Regions from separate parts of the Mus musculus genome. Here region 1 is linked to region 2. A link is a contact called in ENCODE Hi-C or POLR2A ChIA-PET data. All regions are on one chromosome and are shown on one strand. Each heading gives the region's core, a stretch centred on a gene start or an enhancer-like site at or near the end of the contact. The rest is flanking DNA. Distances are from core to core; before and after follow the strand shown. Region 1 overlaps Sppl2a (signal peptide peptidase like 2A). Region 2 holds the start of Sppl2a (signal peptide peptidase like 2A).

Region 1 (2,700 bases), core at 143-2,642, 36 kb before region 2:
TTTACAAAGTTTTAAAAACACATTATAAGTGAATTTTTTCCTTACTTCAATTCTACCCATATTCTATATATTTTTTTCAAAATATATTTGGGAATGAAGGAAATAGGAAGTGCTTAAATATTTAAAATATTTTTATCCTCGTCTTCAGATAAAACTGTGTTAAAATGGAAAAATGTAATATCTTTGTAAAGGTTGTCAAAGACTTTCAGACCAATACATGATTAGATTTCAGTATCAATATATATTTTCTCCTTTCTTTGTTATTGTGAATCAGAAGATGGAAAGTCCAGCAATACAAATGTCCCTATTTTTTTTTCCTAAATACGTTTGGGTTTTGTTTTTTAAGAAGAGATTGTTCCATATAGATTTCTGGACTTGCCAGACAGGGGTGCCTCTGAGTTGAGGCTTTCAGGTGACAGGTGCCTCAACCAATGGGGACACTTTCAGTAAAGCCCACCTGTCAGCAACCACAGTTATAAAGGCCCTGGTCATTTATTTGGTCCTTTATCTACCACAGATAACACCTAGGTTAAAGCAGTTAATAAACTGTTCATAACAGTTATAGGAGAAAAAAATTTAAAGGAATACTTAGCATGTGGGAGCCCTGAATTCCTTTTCTGACAACATAAAAATACACAATAAACTTCAAGGCACTTAAAAACAGACAAAAGCTGATCATGGCAGGTAGTATTAAGCATTCTACAACATGAGACATAGGGTGAAGCTGTGGAATATTTTAGTCACACTTAAAGTTATAGACATGGACATATAGATAAGTAGTTAGGGCCCGTTTTTCTGACAAAAGGCCAGAGGTGTGAGGAGACCCATGGTAGCATAGAAGGGACCATAGCGGGTGGGGTAGACACACTGCTTTCCTTCTCTGTGATCTTTGTACCCTGGCAACCGCCCTGAACAGTAAGAGCTATGTGCCCAGCGTTATAACAGGCTTCGGTTTTCCTAATTCTTAGGTATCACACTGGGCACTATAATCCCAGCCCTAAATATAGATATATTAATTAACCAGTCCTGGGAGTACCGGGCTATAATCCTGGCATGCAGGAAGTTGAGGCAGGGGGAATCTGAACCTCAGCCAGCCCGGACTATGCAGTGAGACACTCACCTGTGTCCCCAAAACAAAGCAAAACAAAACCAAAGCGAACAACAACAAGACAATTTCAAGGTCTACTAACTGAAAAGTTAGCGCTGCTACTCCCTAGTCTCCAAGCTTTCAGTAAACACACCACAGCGGTGCACAGAGCAGACTCGAGGGTCAAGAACGTAAAACTCAATACATCAACACAGCCCCAAAAAATTCACTGGCAGAATTGGTATTCCACATCTGTAAGCTGTCCTTTGAAGGGATCAGCTAACCAGGCAGCTGAAGCTCCGCTTGCTTGGAGCTGATTGCCGAAAGCTGTCTAATAAACCAACCCGAGTAACAAGTTCTCGGTCCTCAGTCAGTTTAAGTAGCTTTGAACCCCAACTCGTGACTCAAAGCTTGTGACTTCTAAAAATAATTACAAGTACTAGTGACATTAGCACACACTGTTCACTGGATGCCAACAAGCTGAGCGCCTGCTACCCATTAGAGTAAACAGCCCGTTCAAGCGACTGCATGAACCTCACTGCATTGGATTTACTAGTAGAAACACAAAATACCACTCTCCCCAAACCGTTACGCTCTCTAGGGGAAAAAAGTCATTGATTAACTCTACATTAATTAGAACTCTGGCTTCAGGTAAAGTCAAATAAGTGGAACTGAGTACTGTAGCTTTAGAAGTATCCAGAAAACTGGCTGGCCTTGAAGCTACACAAAAGAATCCGTAACTAATTTTTCTAAAATGATATTATTTTAATGCAATTGTAGAAAAATCCATCTTCTATTCGTGAGAAATTTACAGAGGGGGTGAAAGATTCCAAGGCAAGTATTATAGCACTTACGTGATGACGACTGAACCTAATGCAATCATGCCACCACTGCCATTAAAAAGGGCACAGCTGGATGTACAGAGCTTGCTTGGCATGTGTGAGGCCCCAGGTTCAATCCCGGGACACCTGCTCCCACCACGCCCTGGAGCAAGTCTCCAGTGGAAAGTTCTACACTACAAGTTAAGATTCTCTTATCCAAAATACTTGGGACTGAAAGTGTTTCAGATTTTGAAATTTTTGGTATGTTTGCCTATTCATAAAGAGATATTTTGAGGATAGAATGGATCCAAACATGAAATTAACTTATATTTCGCATACAGCTTATACCCAGAGCCAAAGTTCATGATGTCAGAGGAAAGTACGGCAGCAGGGACACCCGAGCGCTCACAGCTGAGCCACAGGAAGGAGGCAGAAGAAGAGCTAACTGGGAATGGGCCCCACCAGAGCCTGCCACCAATGACACCCACCCCAGCAAAGCCACACCTCCTAGTCCTTCCCAAACAGTTCAACCAATTGTCAGGCAAGCATTTAAGCATGCTGACCTATGAGGGCCATTCGCATTCAAATCACCATACCTCTGAATCTCAGATCTTAGAGCATTTTGAATTTTGGATTAGAGATGTTTTAACTTCTATCACTATCCTTGTACTCAAAACAGATATCTGACATTACAATGAATCAAATTATTAGTATTATTAATAGATTCTGTTTTATTTTACTTCCTTTATGTTTATTTCAAAACGACTAAAAAATGCTGGAACATAGAAAAAT
Region 2 (2,700 bases), core at 169-2,668:
TGCTGTCATTCTCTCCTCAAAATACTTTTTGAATGGGTTCTCTCCGAATGCTGTCCAGCAAAGTTCCTAGAACGCCAAAGGCTACCTTAAAAAAAAAAAAAAAAAAAAAACTGTTTGGGGCTTAAACCTTCTCCATGACCTTTTCAAGCCCAGAGTGACAAAGCAGTCTTTCAGAGAAGTGATGGTTTTTAAGTAATAACTACATACACAGTTTACACAACAGTGTGCAAACAATACCGATACAAATTTCCCAACATCAAATGTCAGAAAAGAAAGTGAACAGAAACAAAATCTAAAACACTGAGAGTTAGCTTCTTGGTCACACATTGGAGCTCAAATTACTTTGATCCCGAATTTTAAAACATTATTTCAGCAAATATGGGTATGTGAGCGCATATTTGTTATTTTTTTCTCAACCAGACTTTGACCCTTTTAGACGTCAAACTATTCAAACCTCTCATTTCCCCTTTAAAGGTATTTTAAAGTATACCTATATGAAAACAAAAGCATAATACAAATCCCATAGTATAATCACATGTACCTTACATAGAAGGCACTATCTGGGAGTGAAAGGAAAGTATATAGATATTCATATGGCTATAGAGAGAAATGTATGTGAGCGCAGTCAACAAAAGAGCAGGCCAGAACGCTAACACCTGGAACCCTGTTCACACCGGCCCCTCCATCCGCCTTTTTCTAGGCAAAAGGCAGCAGTAAGATTGGGCTACACAGAGAAGCACAGAAGTGAATTCTTTGAATTAAGAAGAAAAGATGCCAGCACAGTGAAAAATTATAGAGAGGGCTCCAGGACCAAGGAGGAGGAAGCTCCCCACCCACTCCTACCCCCGCCCGCGGGTTTCTCCCAGGGGTTGGGCATTTCGCTGGATTTCGGGGGCTGGGGGCGGGTGAGGAATGCTGGGACTCAAGGACGAAGGCAGTTAACCGGGCCCGGGCAGTGGGAGAATGGGAAGCCAGGGTAGAAGGAGAGGAAGGGGGAGGTAGGGAAGGAGGAGGGATGAGGGAAATCCGGAGGAGGTTAGAGGGAAAGGAAGGGATGGAGGGGGAGGGGGAGGAAGCGGGAGGAAGGGGAGGGAAAAGCGGAGGGGAGGGGAGGGGAGTGCGGCTCTCACCAGTCCGAGCAGGCAGCTCCAGAGCAGGGCAGCCGCGGGAGCGTGCAGCGAGTGCAGCAGCCCCATCCCACGGGCGGGCAGCTAGGCTCAGGCTGCGCTGGCGGCACCCGGACCTCTAGGGTGCAGCCCCGACTTCCTCTTCCGGTCCCTCCCGCGAAACGCTAGGCCGGGACTCTGTGGGTACTGTCAGCTCCTGGCAGAGCCGTTTTAGCTGCGTAAATCCTGGGTTCTCGTTCGGTTCCCCCTAACTGCGGCCGCCGCCCATTCCAAGCCACTGGAGCTTCGGGTTTCAGTTTCCTTTCTGGCCTCTGCCACGTAGCCTCGGGGCGATCTTCGTAAATACGGAACCCAGACGAGGCTCCTCTCCACACTTGGCAGCACAAATCAAAACTCTTCCTCTGCTGCTAAGTTTACGTCACCTCACCCTGTTTTCTCTGTCCTTGGTTTCTCTACTTTCCCACCCGTTAAGATCCACAGACCCTCCAGGCGGGCAGTCTCTGGGGAATACACTCTTGGTGTTCCCTTATCACTTACTTAACACTTCCTCCCTAAAGAGGGTTTCCTAGTACACTTCATCTTAAGTACCCCTTAATTCACTTTCATGCTATGATTTATTTGTAACCTTCATAGCTTTTTTTTTCTTTTTGTTATTTATTTATTTATTTATTTATTGCTGTTGTTGTTCTTGCTTTCTTTGGAAACATCCTCGACTAGTACTGAACTCACTTTGAAGATGATGGCCTAGAACTCAGAGATCTTCCTGTATCATAGGCATAAGTCACCATGCCTGAGGTTTTGGGGGTCCCTCCCCCCATTTTCTTATACTCATCTATGTATCTCCCATGCTGCTATCCAGTTAATGGAAGGATCCCTCTTTGCTCTGTTGACTGCTGTGTCCTTACACACAGAATATCCAGTGTATACTAGGTTGTCAAATATTTGTTGGATGACTATTTAATACCAAACACTGAATAGGACAGTGTTCCTGTTATCCTAAAGGAGGGACACAGCAAGGACTACAGATGTGTGAGCAAACACTGTTACAAAGCAACCTTTCACAAGGAACTCCACAAGGATCCAAGGGAGGTAAAAATAGGGCACCAGGAAGAGAAAAAAAAAAAAAAAAAAAAAAAAAAAACACCAGCCCTAGCTGAGTATAACTGACTATTACCTTCTGTGCAAGTTAATTTCAGCTAGGCAAAGAGGAAGGAAGCATTAGTCTGAAAGCCAAGGGAGGCAACTACAGAACTACAGAACTACAGAACTGGACCTTGGCTGAAGTTAGGAGAGGGGGAGAGTGAGAAGAGGCAGAGGGTGAAATAGTTGCACAGCTTGGAACTTGAGACTTCCTCATTGGCATCTTCCTGGGGGAATTCCTGAAGGAAGCTCTCCCACAGTTCTGCGTGGGTTTTTTCTGTAGTTGTCTGTCCCCTGGCTTCCCCCTCTGGTCCAGTTTCAATCTATTTGTAACCCTACCAGCTGTAAGAACCCCCTAGACAGAAACTGCCTGTCAAGCATTGTTGCATTTACTCTCAGCCACTTTTAGAATCCTTCTAGGACACTGATGTTT

The links. A loop is a pair of places that touch in the nucleus more often than their neighbours do. ChIA-PET counts read pairs that join two places held with the same protein, here RNA polymerase II (POLR2A).
Region 1: a map of gastrocnemius shows a loop between it and region 2 (2.0-fold over the local background). The contact joins the enhancer-like site here to the promoter of Sppl2a in region 2. A Hi-C loop is called at or near these places in 1 of 37 maps with a recorded cell type or tissue (gastrocnemius). POLR2A ChIA-PET finds 5 or more read pairs at or near these places in 1 of 5 experiments (Patski).

The regions. Positions count from the first base shown.
Region 1 is chr2:126,896,244-126,898,943 of GRCm38, forward strand. The region is part of intron 14 of Sppl2a (signal peptide peptidase like 2A); the gene reads right to left. Among named protein-coding and RNA genes, the nearest start is that of Mir3473g, 4.8 kb to the right of the region's middle. Within about 2 kb of position 1,393, at least 1 of the 3 ENCODE cell types and tissues checked has a DNase peak (open chromatin) inside an H3K27ac peak, as active enhancers do.
Region 2 is chr2:126,931,817-126,934,516 of GRCm38, forward strand. Sppl2a (signal peptide peptidase like 2A) reads right to left here and starts at 1,419. Exons shown (of 15, transcript NM_023220.2): 1 at 1,131-1,419. The coding sequence starts at 1,196.